2 separate regions of the Homo sapiens genome follow, and region 1 is linked to region 2. Evidence: chromatin loops called from intact Hi-C (ENCODE). Cell type or tissue: sigmoid colon. All regions are shown on one strand. Links, peaks and the distances in the headings refer to the core of each region. The heading gives the core; the rest is flanking DNA.

What was found. Peaks named below come from ENCODE experiments on the same cell type or tissue, not always from the same donor. Only the 100,000 strongest peaks of a DNase experiment are listed, where the experiment ranks them.
Region 1: a loop joins it to region 2, with 7 times the contacts of the local background. A loop is called at or near these places in 1 of 110 quality-filtered maps.

What each region holds. Positions count from the first base shown.
Region 1 is chr13:35,776,003-35,785,798 of GRCh38, forward strand. All of the region lies in intron 16 of DCLK1 (doublecortin like kinase 1), which reads right to left. Among named protein-coding and RNA genes, the nearest start is that of LINC00445, 83 kb to the left of the region's middle. In sigmoid colon, for the core only: no CTCF peak of the experiment used is centred there; no DNase peak of the experiment used is centred there.
Region 2 is chr13:35,854,002-35,863,797 of GRCh38, forward strand. DCLK1 (doublecortin like kinase 1) reads right to left here. Exons shown (of 17, transcript NM_001330071.2): 6 at 498-592. LOC105370163 (a long non-coding RNA gene) reads left to right here and starts at 4,064. Exons shown (of 3, transcript XR_941855.3): 1 at 4,064-4,145. RefSeq lists enhancers at 994-1,867, 1,324-2,523, 1,868-2,740, 3,475-4,014, 4,557-5,096. In sigmoid colon, for the core only: no CTCF peak of the experiment used is centred there; a DNase peak (open chromatin) is centred at 4,878.

The DNA of each region.
Region 1 (9,796 bases), core at 2,764-6,763, 78 kb before region 2:
CACACTGAATGAACAGGGTTACAAACCAATGAGGAAGATAAACTTCAATAATTCACTTCTTGTCTCACTAGATTGTTAATACAATGATTCAGTAACTGGTCTGTTGAAACGTCTACCTTTGATTCTTGTTGAATTTTTAAGGATCCTCATATAGTTCTTAGTCTTAAACCTATTGATTTTATGATATTTTCAGTATCATAAACCCAAATTCCTAACTTTATTTAAAACATTGTAAAGTTACGACACATGGTATTTTGCTTTCAAAGCAAACTGAAATGTTCTGTTTGTGTAGAGTTGAATGTTTGTAAAAAAAACAGACGTCTATTTAGTCTGTCTTACATAAAAAGCATTTTGTAGTTAATCCAAAAGTAATATAAACACCTCTTGGCCATAAAAAATCTTTCTATTTCTACCTCCTTGAGAAAGAAAAAAGTCATTGGCATTGGAATGAATTCTGACTTGTGAACAGAGGCAGTCAGATGTGGGGAAGAAAAGCACATCAGGTTTGTGGTCAGGGATTTTGCGTCCCACTCTGTCCATTGCTGACCATCCACCCAGGTTTCTCATCTTTTAAATAAGAAGCACCTTTCCACTCTCACAGAGTTGCTGTAGGTAGAAATGGATGTGCAAATGCTTTCTAAACAGCCAAGACTCCCAGAAATGTAAGGTGTTCTTTTGTTTACAATTTGATGTAAGACACTGTTTTAAAATCAAGTAACTGCAGGTCATAGAAAAGCAATGTGCACAAAGCTCACATTAGAATTTAACTCAGTACTTTCCCTCTTTCCTTCAGTTTCACTGGCACCTTCTTGATATTTACTTCATTTCCCCATTATCCACTCAATACTTCACACTCTTGGCTGCAGCCACTGAAATACACCATTCTCCACAAATACTGTAATTCAGTTTATGCAGAAGCTGGTGGCACTTAATATTGAGCCCATGCTTGGATGGTCCCCTCACGCTCACTTTCACCTTCATTTCTGCAAATCCTTGTAAGAACAATTATATTCTCTTCCTTACTTGTCCTGCCTAGAAAGCCCTTCCCCTGTCCCTGTTGAAGTAGTCAGTTCTGGCCACTCCTACAGATTTCCCTACTCAGCAGCTTTCTAAATGTTCACCTTTGTAGATAAGACCTCATGCACAAATGCTCCTGAGCTTTCAGGTGCATGGATCCCCAGGATCCTCATGACACGTATTCTTGGAAATATATCACGGTCATGGGCATGTGTCATGAGTGGTTCAAGGTTGTCTCTATTGGATTTGCAGACTCTTAAAGTTGAATGAGGGTTTATAAAGCATTTTTGTCCAATGTTCTGTCTTTACAGGCAGGGAAACTGAGACCTAGGCATGTGGAGAGACTTGCCCATGTGCATTGCTAACTAGGAACAGAACTCAGTCTTCTCCTGTGCAAAGCCCAAGCAGTTTCTTCCCATTTACTCTGAAGTTTATTGAAATGATAAATTAAAGTCACTGCACTCCCAGCAGCTCAACCCTTCTCTGTTCCCAGCCAGCATGAGCTAGGGAAAGACATTGGCCACAGGTAGTATCAAAGACCAAAAGACAGTGGCTTCTCCACATTGATGATCAGAGAAACTTCTCTTTGTAGAGCAGATAGGATCCACCATGTACACAATCCCGTGTACACATTCTGAATTTTGATGCTCATAAATTCCTAAGGAGACCTGAGTCTGATGACAGAGGTGCAGTTTTCCACCCCTCAGGTCCTCATAATATTCTCAAACCAGCATTGAGGATTCCCAACTGACCTGCTCTCAGAGATGTTCCAGAGGGTGTCTCTGACTACAGGTCTCTCCTTCTGGGCCCCCGCCCACTCTGCTTAGAGAAAGTATTTTAGGAACTTCTTCCTTCTCTGTTTCCATGACAGTCTAGTACCATTATCGTTGTTCATCCTGCCTGCACCATAATTGATCCTAATTAACTGTTTTCCCTACCACTTTGTAGACTCTTTGGAGGACCAAGGTCAAGCGTTGGACATCGTCTCTGTGTTTTCCACAGTTCACAGCACACAGTAGATATTCTACGAACTTTGTGGCATTTGAAAGATGGGAAAGTATAATGGAAGTGATCTGTTTCTCTCTCTTCAAAAACTTTGTGGCTTTTGAGATATGAGAAAGTACAATAGAGGTGATCTGCTTCTCTCTGGAGCACCCACCTTCCGGTCCATTCTGCACACAGCTGTCAGGTCAATTTCTACAAGGTCCAATTTATTTACAGCTCCTCATAAAGCCCAATTCCTTGTCCCAGCCTTTGCAATGTGCTTCCAATAAAAACTTCCAGGGTGTATACCTATTATTACTCAAAATGATCCTATGGCATCAGTAGACTCATTGTCTTCCTTTACTGGACACTTGATTTTCAAGCACAGCATCTGTTTACTCTGCCTATGGTTAACTATACCTTAATTTCCCTTTGCATACCTCCTCACTCCCACATTCCATGATCCTGATGAAGTTGACCCTACTCCTATCTCTGGGAGTAGGGTTGGGGTGGGCTTGTGACTCAGGAGTAAGCCTGAGTTTACTGCATTCCCCAATACCCATGAATGGCCCAAGATGGGCACCCGACCCCATCAATAGGACATGGTAAGACTTTTGCTGGAACTTCACATTTATAATGAATCCCAATTTTGAGAGACTGGCAGGCCTGGAGCTGCTTCTCCCATCCTGGGAACCATGTGAAGTCCAACACTAAAGCCAACACAGGGAGGCAGGGTTGGAGGATGTCAAGAAACCAAGCATTAACTGAGTGCTGGATCCATCCATCACTGAACTCAGACTCAACCTGTGAATCTTTCAGGCTATGTAAAAGAATACATTTCCTTTTTCACTTAAGCCAGTTTGGTTTTGGTTTTCTTCACTTGCCATAAAAACAGTCCAAACTGATGTATCTCTGAATGTACTTTAATCATTCTCACATCTACCTCTTGGTTCAAGGTACTCGCCAACATGAAATTACCTCTCTTTCTCTCTCTGCCCACTCAAATTTATTTATTTATTTATTTTTATTTTCTCGGAGTCTCACTCTTGTTGCCCAGGCTGGAGTGCAGTGGCACAATCTTGGCTCACTGCAACCGCCACCTCCCGGGTTCACAGGCACCCACCACCACACCTGGCTAATTTTTGTATTTTCAGTATAGACAGGGGTTCACCATGTTGGCCTGGCTGGTCTCGAACTCCTGACCTCAGGTGATCCACCTGCCTCGGCCTCCCAAAGTGCTGGGATTACAGGTGTGAGCCACTGCGCCCGGCCAATTTATTTATTCTTGAAGACTTGATCAAATTTTACCACCTGTACCATATATTTTCTTCCTAAACTCCTTAGGCAAGAATTGTTTTGACCAAACTTTTGGGAATTAATTGCACACTGACCTTCTATTATTTTTCTTTGCATATTCCCCAAATACCTTGCCAACTACTCTATGGTAGAATTTGAAACTTCTTTGCATTTTCCAGATGATTAGTAGACTGTGGCACACATATTAAGTGTGTATTAAACATTTCTTAGTGAATACGGCATTATTTTAGGGGACTATATACTTTCTGAATAATAACAATAGCAAAAAATAGAATTCAAAGCAACTCCAACACAAAAAAGAAGTAAAAAGTATTAAGAGTCAATATTTAAGACTATAACTTATGCTTCAAATATGACCAAATTCTTATGTCAGATAAAGTTAAAATTCTCTTATGAATTCACTCATCCTACAAGCATTTATTGTGGTCTAATTTCTTATCATACTAAACACTGTCATGTATGATGTTTAGAAGTTTGTGGCTACAAAATTAACTTGACTCTAAAATATATGCAGTTCATCTTTTCCAATTGAATTCTGTAGCCCATATATGCAGTTTGGGACAGATGAAGTTACCAAGGAAATAGCACTGTAGGCTAATATATAATTTTTACAAGGTATACTCATAAAACATGTAATCCAATTGAAAATTTCTTCCCCGCCCCTGAAAAAAAAAAAAGCATTTGAAACATAATTTGTTCCTCTGAAATCCTGCATCACAACTTCAGAGTGTGAGCCCTTTCAACCATTTCTAAAAGGCAGCTTTACTATTTTTTTAGGCAGGGGAGTCCTCAAGAGTCAACTTGATTTTGTGTGTGTGTGTATGGCTAGCTTTACTCTTTATCAATCACAAAAAAATCCCCAGACATCAAGCAAATAGGGTCTCTTCAGAACGCCTATTTTTGTAAATTAAGTATGTCCTCAGGTATAGGCTTGAGGCTCCATGAACACTTAAGAGTTCCTAACAGATTTATTATTTTATTAGTTATTTTGTTCACAGTTTGTAGCTTTGTTGGAACCTACATGAATAGGCTTGCAGTAGAATTCCCAAGTGTTTCCTTAGTAAGTTACCACTTCACTAAGAGATCCTAAGAGACTCTGAAGAGTGCATTATCACATTTTGGTGCTAATTATCACAGGTTAGAGGTAAGCAAGAAATCTCTTGAGATTCTGGAGTTGACCAGTGGTAACCAAGGATGCAGCTCTAACCTAGTTACTTCAGATATGTGCACAATAGTGACTGCCATGCTGGGTACTGGGTGAGAGCTGAGTAATGATGGCTTGGGGGAAGCTGGTAAAGAGAGAACACATGGTTGATTAAATAAAATGGTATAGAGAAATGGACTAATATAAACCTGCCCTATCCAGAAGAAACACCGCATATTCCTACCACAATCTGTAAGCCCTGGCTTATCACAAAGCCCTTAGCAGATGCTAGATCAAGTGTGAAAGCAGAGGAACGGTAAAATAATGCCAGCTATCTCAGCAACTCAGGTGGCTGCACATGTGGTAGCTGAAAATCTTAGGGAAATCCATCCCCATCGTGTTGGTGCCTGCCGTAACACCAGGCATACATAAATAAAAGACAGTGCTTGCCTATTATCAGATTTATTCCCATAAAGGATACATCTACTGAATTTGGCCTGTGGCCTCTTCTGTTACAATGAAATGACAGTATCCTCCACATGTGCTCAGATAGTTTAAATCCTTCGTTCTGACATTAAATTGGGAAAATCAGTATAAAGACATATGAACTACCCATCTGGTATGTCTAACGTTAAAGGAAAAACATAGCATAGAGGAGGAAGGTCAGGAATAATCAAGAACATGAATTGAAGCATTAGCTTAGGTTTTGCCGGTCTGAGTCACCCCACGTCTCTATGCTTGTCTTGTCTGGTAGCTTAAGTTTAATCCCCTTGGAAGCAGCAGTAGGTGGAAGTCAGGAGAATTAGCTTTTTGTCCTAGTTCAGCTAATTATGTGACCTTGGACATGTTTTCTAACCACATCGAGCCCCAATTTCCAGGTCCATAGACTGAAAGGGGGTTATTGTGCATAATCCCTAGGGAAACTTTCACCTATGAAATTCTATGAATATTCTTAATATCACCATCAATCTACTTAATGGGTTATGTTTTTCTCTTAGCAAACAATAGGCCTTACAGTCTATGGACCAAACATGTTTCTGTTCCGCAATGCTTGCAGGATTCACAAGAGATGTACTCACTTTCATTGTGAGGCAATGGTTTCTGTCATGGCAGTAATTATTGGATTTAAGTAACTGCATTTTTCAGAGGCAAACATTGACTGCTTTTCCTTTTTTGCTTTTCTTAATTTATTGCTAGCCATCACATATAGTCTTCATTTCATTAATAAAAGAACATTATTGTGCATTTTGCCTTTTAGCCCATCCATTATTCATGCTACCTAGGAGACTGAACTGGGGATGCAGCTGCTGGGACATTAATCTCAGGAACCCTTTCTTTTGCTTACCCTTACTCTGTGGGGACTACATTACGATTTGCTTGTCAGTTTGGAAATGTTTTGCTTGCTAGTAAAATTAAACTGACAAATCGATTGAAATATCCACCCTCCTCATTTTATTGGGCTTACTCTCAGGCTTATTGCAGTTCTGTTTTGTTTTGCTTTCATATCCTTTTGAGGTCTTGCCAGAAATGACACAGTATCTGAAGACAGGGCATGGCTTTTCTTAAAGATGACCATCAAAATGGCAAAAGGAGGCCTTCTTGGGATGCAACTGAGTAGCCTTCCAAGCTGCTTACTTTCTTGGCAAGACTATCTTAAATATTATTCCCCATTTTCCTGGGAGAGCTGACCTTATGCTTCTGCACTACTAATCTTAAACATAGGCTTCTCCTGCTGACCTGGTTCTTAATAGAGTCTTAAATTGGCCTAGCTCTGCAGTGGGTTTCTGATGGCCTCCCATCAGACAGTTAAAATTACAGCCAATTGGTGGCGGTTGAGCTCAGGACAAAATTTGTGTGCTTCCTCTGCCCGACAGCCCCTGATTTTCTTATAGGAGCCCAACCTCAGCGGAATTGCCATGTTTGTTCTCCATCATATCAGTAAACTAAACATGAACCAAAAGCACAGTCTGCCTTAAGAAAATCTATGAAAATTTAGTGCCTACAAAGCAAGTAAGTCAGGGATAGTTCCTTTAATTGCAGAAACCATTTTAACCTTGCCAAAAAGCTTAGTCCTGGATTGCTAAAAGTGGGATGTTATTTTAGAGCATCTCATATGTGATTTGATTGCCCAAACTTTGATGTATCCCAAATTCTTCAAAAACATGTCTATCCTGAAAAAATCAGTGAAAAAATGGTCCCTTCTTCGGAGAGTTCAATCATTTATTTGTTAACTTAACAAATATTTATTGAAGGCCTCTTCTACTAGGCAGTGGAGACATAGTTTTTAACAAGCCCTAATCCTGTTCTTGTGGAATTTGCATTTGTACAGATGGTGCCTTTTAATTTAGACATATTTTCCCCCTAGAAAGGGTGTTGGAAAACTCTTCTGGAGAGGGCCAGATAGTTAATACTTTAAGTTGTGCAAGCCACATGTTTCTCTGACTCAACTACTCAACTCTGCTGCTGTAGGGCAAAGGCAGCCATAGACAGTTTGTAAATGAATGTGTGTGACTGTGTTCCAATAAAACTTTATTTACAAAAAAAGGAAGTGGGCTAGATTTGGCCCATTGGCCATAGTTTGCCAAGCCCTGTCCTAGAGGATCACATTTTAAACTTATACTTCATCAGAATTTTTGGCTATAGCTACTTCAGGTAAAACATAATGCCGCAAATGCTCACAAGAAATATAAACATATACATTACTGAGCGGTTTACTCTAATCAGAGCATTAAAACAGTTTATGATTCTACTTTAGTAACAAATGCCTCTCTCTGGAGAGACATCAGTTTTCTCAGGAAAATCTGTGGAGTGGGTGATTTGCTCTTGGAAGTGAGGGAAACAGAAAGCAAATTTTTTTTTTTTTAGTTTCTTCTTTGGGCTGGGGTGTGTGAAAGCACTTTTGCACAAGCAGCTAATTTAATTCTCACCACAAATTTGGAAGGTGGATAACACTCTTCACCTTTTCGTAGGTGTGGAAAATCAGACAGAGAATGTAACTCGCCCAAGGTTACTGCAGGAAATGGGGCGGACTAGATCCAAACCCAGGGCTTCTTGACTCCAAAGCCACACTCTCTCTGTACACTGGGCTGCCAATCTTTAATTAAGTTAATTGAATCTCAATCTCCATGACTTTTTTTTGAGACGGAGATTCGCTCTTGCTGCCCAGGCTGGAGTGCAGTGGTGTGATCTCGGCTCATTGCATTTCCGCCTCCCGGGCCCAAATGATTCTCCTGCCTCAGCCTCCTGAGTTGCTGGGATTACAGGTGCCCACCACCATGCCCAGCTAATTTTTTGTATTTTTAGTAGAGACGGGGTTTCACCATGTTGGCCAGGCTAGTCTTGAACTCCTGACCTTAGGTGATCCACCCAACTCGGCCTCCCAAAGTGTTGGGATTACAGGTGTGAGCCACCGCGCCCAGCCTCCAAGACTGTTTAATTTCTAAAAGTGTCATGTGTCTGACATATATTTGAGAATTGTTTATTTCAGCCTATGAATACTTACACCCTTTCTTAGCAAAAGGTGTGTTGATACTTATAATTACGTTCTTTATGTATGATTTCCTGTGCATTTATACCTCATAAAGCCTCTATCCTCTCAATGAACCTCACTAAGGAGCATTCACAAAGTATGGCAGGAATGAATATGTAGAAAAGAGCATAGATGTTTACTTTTAAGTCAAAATGAGGGAAAGAGATTCTGAGGCAAGGGCAGAATAAATATGATACTACACAATTTTCAGTCAATCTAGAATCATCAGGAATCTTAGGAAAATGTTAAAATCTCTCTTCAGTTTACACTCAATGATTAAGACTTGGAATGCCATGACATTTTCTCATTTTTAGTAATAAGTAAGCTAAATTTTAAAAAGACTTATATGTCATTGGAATCCTCTCTTAAGGGGCCTCTGAAAACAAAATAAAAGAAAATAAAACCTCAGTGAGCAACCTGTTTGAGTTGGGAAATGTAATGCAGATGTTTCACCATTCCCATGTTCTTTCCAATGACCCTTGGTGACCTTCACGCCACAACAGGCATAGTATCACTCATCTTTTGAGCCTATGGCCTAATAGCTCATGCTTGGGTACAAGGTACAACTGCAAGACCAATCCTAACTACTTTCCTGAGACTTCTCTCTAATCACAGTTTGAGTGGTTTTGAAGTTTAAATCTATGACTTTTCGATGTGTTAAACTGAATCCCCCAAATTCTGTGTTACAGAGGGAGCCTCTGGAGTGGGTGGAGCATCTGCCCTGGCTGCCAACCATGCTCTGGCTGTCCCCGGGGACAGCGTTCTCACTCTGCAGAGCAAAGCCAGGACAACTAGCCACCGAGCAACCTGCAATGCATTGCAACTTGCTGTGTACATTTGGCTGCTTCTGGCCGAGGCGGGCCCTACATCCCTTCTCACACCACACGGAGGTTCCTCCCTGGCTTCCAGGGGAACAGTTTTCTCAAACCTGCACGGAGCAAGATGCGTTTAACTGACCCCATTCCTTTTAACAACCGAGCATGACAGCGCGGCCATCACCGCTCTGCCTCATTACTCACTGTTTCAGGACGGTGCTTGAATCCAATATGCACATTTTAGTCACATCTTGCCTGAGAACTCAACCACCCTTTTGTCCTAGCTCACCTCCCCATTTTATCTTATTTCTCATGTTTAGCTTATGTCTTGTTTTGATATTTGTTTTATTTAATCGGGTTACCCAGTTCTAGCTGTTGCCCTGTTCTGTGTGCTGAAGGTGCAGGATTCTTCTCCATGTGTTACAGGGCATAGCACTTGCCATGGTGACAGCTTCACTTGGGAAGGTAGAAATGTGTGTGACAGCGTCCCCTTTGAATAAGGATGCATTTCCAGGAAGGGGAAAATATAACGGGATGCAAATGTTCTCCAGTGGCTTGCAGCAGGGGGAAATGGTGGCTTCTTAGGTCAGGAGAGTGTGCAATAGCCCAGTGAGCTCACACCTGGGGCAGCGTCCTCCCTGGACTCTGGGTGACAGGAGCAAAGTCTCCTGGATGCGTGGGTCAAGTGAAGGATGCTGCTCCCTTGGAAGCAGCTCTCTGGTATGAGGCTGGAGAATGGAGAGAAAGGGGAAAACAAATCCCCACTATTTGTCTACAATCACCAAAAAGCCAGTTAAGAGAGACAGACCAATTCTGGGCACCCTGAGGAGATGGTTTTCCCAGCCTGTGCCCTCATGTGATCTGCTTTACAAAAAGCAAGCGCGACTCCCAAGTGTTCGGCTTACAGCAGTAAAAACAGCCATGAGCGCTTTAAACACAACAATTGGGAGCAGGGATGCTCGCCTGTAATGATTGTTTGTGTTAGAAAGT
Region 2 (9,796 bases), core at 2,951-6,950:
GTAGTGATGAAAAGGTGCTCAATGTGGGTTTCATCCACAAAAGCACGTGTCATAGGTTCCCATCCCCTACCTCATGGACCCTCTGCTGCTCTGGGGCCCCATCCATACCATAAGCAATTTTCCACCAGGGCCCTCCCCTCCATTCACAGCACTTCTTCTTTCCCTTAATGGTGATATCTAATCAAACTCATCACAACTAAGAAGGCTTACAAACTAGTGCTAATAAAGCCTGTGCATTCAGAACAGAAAGAGGAGAGTATGTAAAAGTGAAGTAGCAAAGGTGCATTCTTCTCAGAGTTAAGATTTGGACAAGGTTACAGAGAAGCTAAAAGCCCTGAGTTCTAGCTAAACCAAAGCAATAAGCAACCCCTCATTGGTCACCTCCTGTTCTAGCTTAGATATCGCCTAGAGACGAGCAGCACGATTTGCTGGCACCTGTACCTGTCTGCACCAAGGCTGAGACAGGTCTGAAACAAGCAGCTTGCTTATTTCCTTACCCTCTGCTTCCGCAGGCTTCCTGGGCTGGTGGGTGATGGGCTTGGCGACTTGCCTGAGCGCGGAGTAGAGAGCTGACTACCAGGGGTTCCATTAACTAGAAATACAAAGAATCACACACAGAGAAAAATGGCACGTTAAATAATTTTCATGACAAATCATCTTCTGCAAGAAATAAACAATTATATAGAGAGCCATCTACTAGAACTCTAGACACCCTTCCATATGTACACTGAGGAACAGCTTTGGGGAAGTAACCTTCAGAGAGTCACAGTTTTGTAAATCCTGTGTTTCATAGAGCAGCAGGTTACAGAATTATTTTTTAAGATGTACCTTTCACAACTTTCCTGATGAATGTATTAATGATGTCTTTAACTGTGCCAGCAGGGACTTTAGGAATGTATGGTCCTGAGACATTTTCAATGAGATTAATCCTTAACTCTTCAGTTTAGCTACCTAGTACTACCCAGCAGGAATAAATATAAGCACAGATCACCAGTGACATTCCAGTGACCTGATAAATAGATCACTGTATTTGTATAATTAATAACTCACTTCTAGAAAAATGTCCTGCATCCACCTGTGTCTTGTCCATCCCCCTAGGCTGATTGTGATGGACCTGCCTTGAACAGGACAGTCATTGGCCACAGACGCTGAGAAACTCCTCACAGTTTCTCTTTGCTGCCTTTGAAAAGAAAAACTGCTAACAAGTTCAAATCACTGGAATTCTACCCAGTTCTCAAGAGTTTTATGCACATTTTCACTAAACTGAACTAAAGCCACAGAACTCAAGTAAGCCATTCTTTTCTCTAAGTAACATCATCTCTAACAACAGATGAAACACTTAAAGACATGGTTTTATAAAGATGTATCAGGTCACCTCTATTTTACCTGTAAAAATGGCATTACAGCCCCACAGTCAGTGAAGTAGAATTAACCAGGAGACACATAGATTCTTGAGGGTGCAAAATAAATGCTTTCCACAAGGGAGAGCAGCAATGCATTTCACTTACCTTCTATGAGTTCTAACATGGACACAGTCTTAGTGTTGGACCTGAATACCAACGGCGGAATCCCGTCTCAGCACTAAGCCAAGCACCCGCGGAAATGGGAATCGGTTGGATGAGTTTAAGGATGGCTAAGGCTGCTCCCAGAGCAGGCTGAATGAGATGCAGGATTCATCAGCAGATGCCTTTTCTGCGTAAAGCTGACGTCTCCCAAGCAGCAGTGGGAGGTGCAGGTTCTGTCTTAGGCTACATCAAAGGTGTCAATTAAGCCTCTTGCCAACAGCAACCCCCATCCCGACACCACTCCCTTCCGGAAGCCCCAGTGCTGTCAGTACTTTGCACTGAATCATAATGAAGTGGCCCTGGGGGCAAGAGATCCAGTGACTCATCTGAAAATCGAAATGACAATAACTCTTCTAAAGCCTGGTGACTACCAGGTAATCAGGAAACCCTCACACAATTCAGTGGCAAGGTAGGATGTTTATTGATTTTTCGCACTTGATGTTTTCCCAAAAACTTACAACCCTGGAAAGTGGGAAGCTCCTTGTTTTGTCATCTCCTCCAAAGACCTTAAAAAATGTCACATACCCCATGCTGCATTAATTTGTAGTTTTGCTTTTGAAATGTATTTGGCAACTCCTAAAAATAGAAACCTAAAAAGCTATGAATTTTTGTTTGTTTGTTTGCAGAGAGAGTGAACTGGAAAGCTGAGAATGCTTTAATTTGCTTGCATGCCACCATCCTGTCTTTGCTGAGTGAACTTCACGCTCGGACCTCATCACATTAGACTTCCTCAGCCAGTAGCCTCTAAGGAAGGGGCTCAGAAATAGAAAAGGATTAAAGACAAGGGCAGAAGCAGAGCCTATAACTAGTAAGAAAGGGATGCCTTACTGGTTGGCTGGAGAACACATTTTGTGAATATAATATTTTCTTTACCCACCCGCATTCTACTGCACATCTTTATGTCATACGTAAAGGCTACATAGATTGGAGGGAAAAAATGAGCAAATAGGGAAGCAAACACAGTGTTAACACTTTTCACTTTGAGACTCTGATCTTATCCAGCTAATGGAAAATGAAGAAAAAGAGACAAAGGGCTCACAAGAAAACAGTCTCAGGAATACCTTGCTTTAAAAAGCAAAACAAAACAATAAAAGCCTGTAAGTATTTAGTAAGTATCCATTGTATGTGTATTTTTAAGGCATTTTTTGAAAGACATTTATTTTTATTGAAGGCATTTTTATGCACCAGTCAATGCACTTAGACCTTTTATATATGAACATATATGCATCTGTGTGCATCAGTATGTATATATATTACATCATTTAACTCACAGAATAACTCTATAAGATTGGCAGCATCATTTCCACCCATTTTACAGGTGAGGAAATTGAGGCTTACAGATGATGAGTCATTTCACAAGCAAATATGGAGCAGAGCCTAAAATCTAACCTAGGCAGTTCAAAACCTGCAGTCTTACTACTACCTTGCCTTACTGTGCCAGCCCTTTAACCTACAGGTAAACCAGAGAACTAAGCTAGAATTACAATAAAGTATTTTGAGAGGGGAAGTGAGGCAGGATAGTTAGTCAAGGAAGTGACCATGTTCTCGGGATGCAGCATTGGTGGTGACCTCACAGCCAACACAATAAGCCTTGGCATTCACATCATAAATGAGCTCATTTAAGCAAAGCTATCTTCAGGAGGGACTGTCCCTTCTCTAGGGCATGTGCATTTTGATTTTAATTGTCATCAAACTGACCCTTTGCTCATTTATAGTAAAAAACACACCCCTGGGTGGAGATTTAAGATGCTAATGAGACATGTGATATATGAACACAAACATACAGCTACAGTGCATGTGCACCCAGAGGACCACCCAGAACATGCTTACTAGCAACACCTCTTCCCAACTCCTTATGAATTATCATGTAAGACTCCCACAAAGGGGGTTTCTCTAGCAATAATCAACACTGCCTCACCCTTGCAAGCAGCCCACCCTGAACTCTCTCTCTCAGGGTATACTGTCTATTCTGCATCTAACTTTCAAAATACTCTTTTCCTTTTGCAGTGAATGACTCTCTGCCGCATCTCCTTTGCTGTGTGTCTTTTGTTTAAATTCTTTTAAACTAAGAAGACAAGAACCGAGGTATCACAACAGCCATTAACAGAAGTATTGGGTGTTGCAATTGGAATCCTAATAACCAACAGTGAGAGTTGGCCTACGCCCTTCACAGAGGGCAGTGGATACAGAAGTTAGCCTGGTGAAGCAAGGGGGGCACAATGAAGGAAAAGTGTCCTCAGCCCAGGGATCTCCTGTTTCAGGGCTGGATACGAGAAAGGAGGCCAGTGTGGTACACTGAAGAGACTTAAATAACTAAGTAAAGCAAGTATGTGGGGTTGGAGGCGGAGGAATGTCAGGAATGAGATGGAGGCAGGGGCCGCATAGTGAGTAGTGCTTTAAAATTCATGTTAGGGAGTTTGGTTTTTATCCAAAGGGCAATGAGAAGAAAAACAAAAACAAAAACAAAGATTTTAAGCAGGCGCCACAGGATCAGGCTTGCATTTGAAAATGCTCTCCAGCTCTTGCCCTGTCAAGAATGGATTAGAGGGAAACAATACTGGGTGCAAGGAGAATGTCAAGGTAGGAGAGAGTGGGGCACATTTAAGGGTCCTATGGTAGAGATGCTGACGTGGCTGATCTAGGGTAGTGTCATGGGGTGGAGGTAAACGGAAACGTTCCAGAGAAATGTAAGAGGTAAAAACTATAGAACCTGGTAATTGATTGGCTGTAGAAGATTAAGGCCAAAAGGGAGCATGTTTGCAAGGACAGAGAGTTTGGACACTTTGAACGGAAGCACCTTAGGTAACATCAGTTCTGCCATGTAAGTTGGTGCAATGTTTTCTGTTTTAGATGAAGAAACATGTTTAGTCAGGTAACTTGTCCAAAGACAAACAGCTGGAAGATGGCAGAGTTAAAGCTGGATTTCATTTAGGTCTTACTCAAAAAACTTTGCACTTTTCCCATGAGTGGCTGGTCCTGGCACCTCAGGGCATGTCCAGAACCCTCCTAGCATCTGCAGGGCTGAGGATGCCTAGGCTTCTCTCTCTACCACCGGGACACTCGGATCTGCCTCCTTTAGGCAAGGTTATTGCAATGGTAATTGTGGTTTTTGCCATTAAAAGTAAAGCAAAAACTGCAATTACTTTTGCACCAACCTAATAAAACCACTGGGCTCAGTGCTTCTATTTGCATCGCCATCTCTAGAAAAATGAAACTCAAGTGCCAGACAAGTCATTTACAATCAAATGCTTTTGGAACACAACTTGTCTGAACATTGGGAACAGCATGTACTCTTAGGGTCAGAGCTCTGTTCAGACTCTTCCTCTTGGCCATACAGAAGAGCATTAGCAACTTCTTAAAATGGTTCTTGACATCCAGAAAGCATTACACACCTTCTTGTTGAATCACTGCTGGGATAAATAATTTTCTTTCATAAATAAGTTTGACACATGTACTGAGTACACTTGGTTTTTACTCTGTAATGCCAGAAGTTTCTAAGTGCCATAACAAGGCTTTGTGACTTATTTAATAGAACTTATTAAAATTCAACTTAAAATGGCATTATTTTTTCAGAGGCCCTTATTACACAATTCTTTATCTTGAATGGGAACAATTAAACTAACACGGTTGTTGTTAAACAGCCAAGCAGGGCTGAACAATTAATTATTTCAATCTGAATCCACTAAACTCTGAATTAGTAAAGAACTCATTAGAACCGCTGCCTTTACCCAGTTCTGGTCTCCTTTGCTTTTATCTGTATAGGTACATTTTCTTATTTTAAAAAATAGGAAATGTCATCCTTTGCTGTGCTTGTTACCCTTGAATGAGAAGTGCTCAACTTCAAAATGGATCATTCACTGATACCATGATGACCAATTAACATCACTGGCCACCAAAGAGCTGTGGAAGAAATCTCACTGCAGAGCTGACTTCTATCCCTCCCGACGGTACATGACCCTCCTTTATTTCGACTCAGCTGTCACCTAAGCCTGTCAGGGATCCAACAGCATATACCGGTCACAGCGCATTGTTGAATAATACTCCTCAGGAAGTGTGCAGATCCACCTTTTCCTTCATCATTTCAGACAGGTGAACCAACTCTTCTTCACTAACTGGAGCCACGAGTCCAGGGCCCTAGATATCAACCTATCAGCACACGTAGTGTACACTTAGTACATGCTAGATTCTTATTGCTCCCTGTCCCCAAGATGCTTATGATTAAACATCAAAGTTACTTTAAAAAATCTAGAATTTGGAAATACTTGGCTTAATTTACAAATTCATTGCCCTTTTAAATGACTTTCCACGCATATGTAGGTTAACACTTCTTTTTGCAGTCGCGTTCCTAAAAGTCTCAGACACCAAGTGAAAGCTGAATGTTAGTAAGTGTCTCAAATTGGTTCTGAAGTTAGAGAAATCTCCAAGCGAGACTATCTAATTAAAAGATGTGCAACTTTTTGGACGTGAAATCCACCTTACTGTTTCCCTGTCTTCTTTTAGCACTTAAGGAGGCTCATTTATTTCTGGTGCTGCACTTGTCAAGATTTGGGGAGAGAATGTGTTTGCATATATGTGTGTGTCCTTGGGTTTGGGGGTGGCGATTCAGGCACGCTGCCAGGGAGATCTGGCTTCCTGCCTTAGACTCTCCTTTACTCCCTAATCATGGTGTAGGCTGTTCATTCCCTAAAATCTCTTTCTCAGCTTTTGTTCCTTGCTTGCCACATTATTGAGAAGGAAAAAAAATGCAGGGGGTGGGGGGTGCATAGGGAATCAGTTGAGACCAAGAGAAAAGAGACAACTACCTAACAGAGGGAAGAAGACGTACTTTTTCCCTAATTTTAGCTTCTTGGGTGCTCACCTCATAGGTGAGGTGGAGCTCTGATTTTCTCCATGTCTGTTTCCTCTTCTTGAACTGAGACAATGGGTCCAATTCAAAGAAACCATCTACTGAGAATAATGGGAAGGAGGGGCCCCAGGAACAGAGGAGAGGGAGACAGGGACACAGCTCTGTGAATTAATTTTTTAAATAAATACTTACAAAGGCTCCAAACCTCAGGAAATTTAGGCAACAGCTCCTAGTGTTTCTCAATTCATTCATGTGGTCAACATTTACCCAGTAGTTACCATGAACTCACAGTCACTGTAGAATGCACAAAGAACCCCTGCTCTCAGACTTTACAACTGAGCAAGGTGGTGCAACGTGTCATCTGTGAATCAGCTGCTGCAGTACTGCAGGGCTGGGGAAGACCCTGGACAGCGAGGTGATCCGGGAAAGTGGCAGAGGTCTGCAGGGCCAAATTGGGTGAGTGGGCTTTAGACAGCTGAAGAGACAGAGGAAGACATTCTAGCTAGGCCAAGTGAGAGGAATAAAGGGATGAGGTGGAAAAGCCCAAGCTGGGGACAATTTAAATTTGTTTCTAGGATGGAGCATGGGTCCAGAGAAGAAATGGGGGACATGAGTGGAAAGGAAGATGTCCTTCACTTGAGAACAAGTTCAGACTTTATTTGGCACACAACAGGTGATGGCAGCAGGTTGGACATTGGTGCCCAGGGCAGATGTAAGATAAAGTGGGAGGACACCAGCCAGCAATGGCATCACCATAGGGAGAATGGTGACCCACTGAGTGTGGACAGGGTGGAGAGAAAAGAGTTGGTGATGATTTGGGGTACAAGAAAAAAAATTTAATTAAACAATAAAAAAAGACCAACTAGAGTCCTGTGATGTAAAATTAGGAAATTTTTGGATCTGATCCCTATCAGCTGGGATCCAAGAACAGGCTATGGTCATGATAGGGGAATTGGGGACCACAAGCACCAAGGGTCAGGGTGGATGAGGGTCCTGGGGTTGATCCCTACCAACCAATCGCTGCAGGACAGCTCCCGCTAGAGTAAAGCCTGGAGCCAGCCTGGGAAAGGACCCACGGTGACCACCAAAAATCACACTCCCAGACCAGGTCCCCCTGCCATCTGGTATTGCCCATTCCTTCATAGGCCACAGTGGTGTCCTCACTGCTGAATCCTACGATCCCCATTCAGTTCTCATGCTACCTGACATCTCAACATCAAGCATTTCTGCCCCGTCCTTCATCTCAAAACTTTCTGCCCCTTTGACTTCTGTCCCTGTACTCTTACTGTTCTTCCCTGCTTCTGCTGATTGCTCTTAGAAATGCAGACTTCTGGCCAGGCACAGTGGCTCACGCCTGAAATCCCAGCACTTTGGGAGGCCGAGGCAGGTAGATCACGAGGTCAGAAGATCGAGACCACCCTGGATAACATAGTGAAACCCCGTCTCTACTAAAAAAAAAAAATACAAAAAATTAGCCAGGCGTGGTGGCGGGCACCTGTAGTCCCAGCTACTCGAAGGCTGAGGCGGGAGAATGGCATGAACCCAGGAGGCGGAGCTAGCAGTGAGCGGAGATTGCGCCCACCGCACTCCAGCCTGGGTGACAGAGCGAGACTCCGTCTCAAAAAAAAAAAAAAAAAAAAAAAAGAAATGCAGACTTCCCTCCCCCATGCATGGTTCCATTTTCATCTTTACAAATCTCTTGTTGAGGCAGCGGGGAGGTACCTTATGTTTCTATTATTCAAATCACTACAATATACCAGGGTCTCCCAAATATATATTGTTAGCGCAGATCTCCTGACTTAGAACAGTTATTTATTTCCAATTGCTTACAGACATTTCCAAATCGCCTCACACTCCACATGTCTAAAACGAAACTCATTCCTTACCTCTCCTCATCCAACAAACCTGCTTCCTATCTCTGATCCCTCTCTCTTCTTCTAGCCTCACATCCAGTTAAATTTCTGGTTTCATTTCCCTTTGAGGTCTCCCCCAGCTCTTTCGGTTCTGTCTTGACAATTTCATTCCAGGATGACTACAATGGCCTCATAGAGCCTTCCTGGCCCTTGGCCTTTCATGTGTAGCAATTTTTTCCACCGCCATGCCACTGTTTCCAAAACTCAACTGCGATCTTTCATGGCACTGTGAAAAATCCCCTTTCACTTCATAATACCTACAATCTACAGCACAAACATACTTCCACGACCCTGTGCAATTTGACCACAACCAACGGGGCTACCACCATCTTTCCAACTCTTTCTTAGAATTCTATCCTGCATTTTTATTGAACAAGCAACTATTCCCTAACTATGCCATATAGTTTAATGTCTTTGTGCCTTAGCTCACACTGGGAGGGAATGTCCTCCTGGCCCTTTTTTACATCCAAATTTATAAATCCTTTTCTCTTGGAAGAGCTTTCTGACCCTATTAATGAGATCTAACCTGTTTCCTCTAGGTCATCACAGCACTTATTACACTATTATAGTTACATGCATACAGTCAAGTACCACAAAACAATGTTTTGGTCAACAAGGGACCATATATCCGATGGTGGTCCCACAAGATTACAATTCTGTATTTTCACTGCACCTTTTCTATGTTTACACCTGTTGAGATGTGCAAATGCTTATCATTGCTTACAATTGCTAGGATATTCAGTACAATAACATACTGTATAGGTTTATAGCCTAGGAGCAATAGGCCATACCACATAGCCATGTGTGTAGCAGGCTATACCATCTAGGTTTGTGTATGTACACTCTAGGATGTTCACACAATGGCAAAATTGCCTAATAACACATTTCTTGGAACACATCCCCATCATCAAGCAACACATGGCTGTATATGTTTCTCTCCCTACTATAATATAAGCAACTTGAAGGCAAGGACTGTGGTTTAATCATCTTTGCACCCTTGGGACCTAATGCATGTCTGGAACACAGTAGATACTCAGGAAATATTTAATTAACCTGGGGCATTAACTGTGAGAAATTTATACAAGCAGTTGATGTAGGTTGCTGCCCCCAAGTAGACAGTAAGTCAAGATAATGGTTAAAGGCTTTGAAGAGTATCTTTGGAGGTTCTGCTGGGGTGAACACTAGGAAGAATTGGTGGGTGCAGAGAAAGGAGAAATGGAAGGAGGGATGAGCCTTACATGCAGCCAGAAATTCCAAAGACACAAGGGATGAATCACCAACCTCTCGATTTTCTTGATGCATTTTGTTCTCAACAATTTCCTTGGAGCTCCAAAGCAAAAAAGATTCTCCATAGACTGTATAAGGCTGAATTCTCTACACTAAAGGAAAAGACTGAACTCAAAATTAATAGCTGGCAATCTGCCTTTGAAGGTGTTTGATATAAATCAAAAGAATTTGACAAACTGGACTAG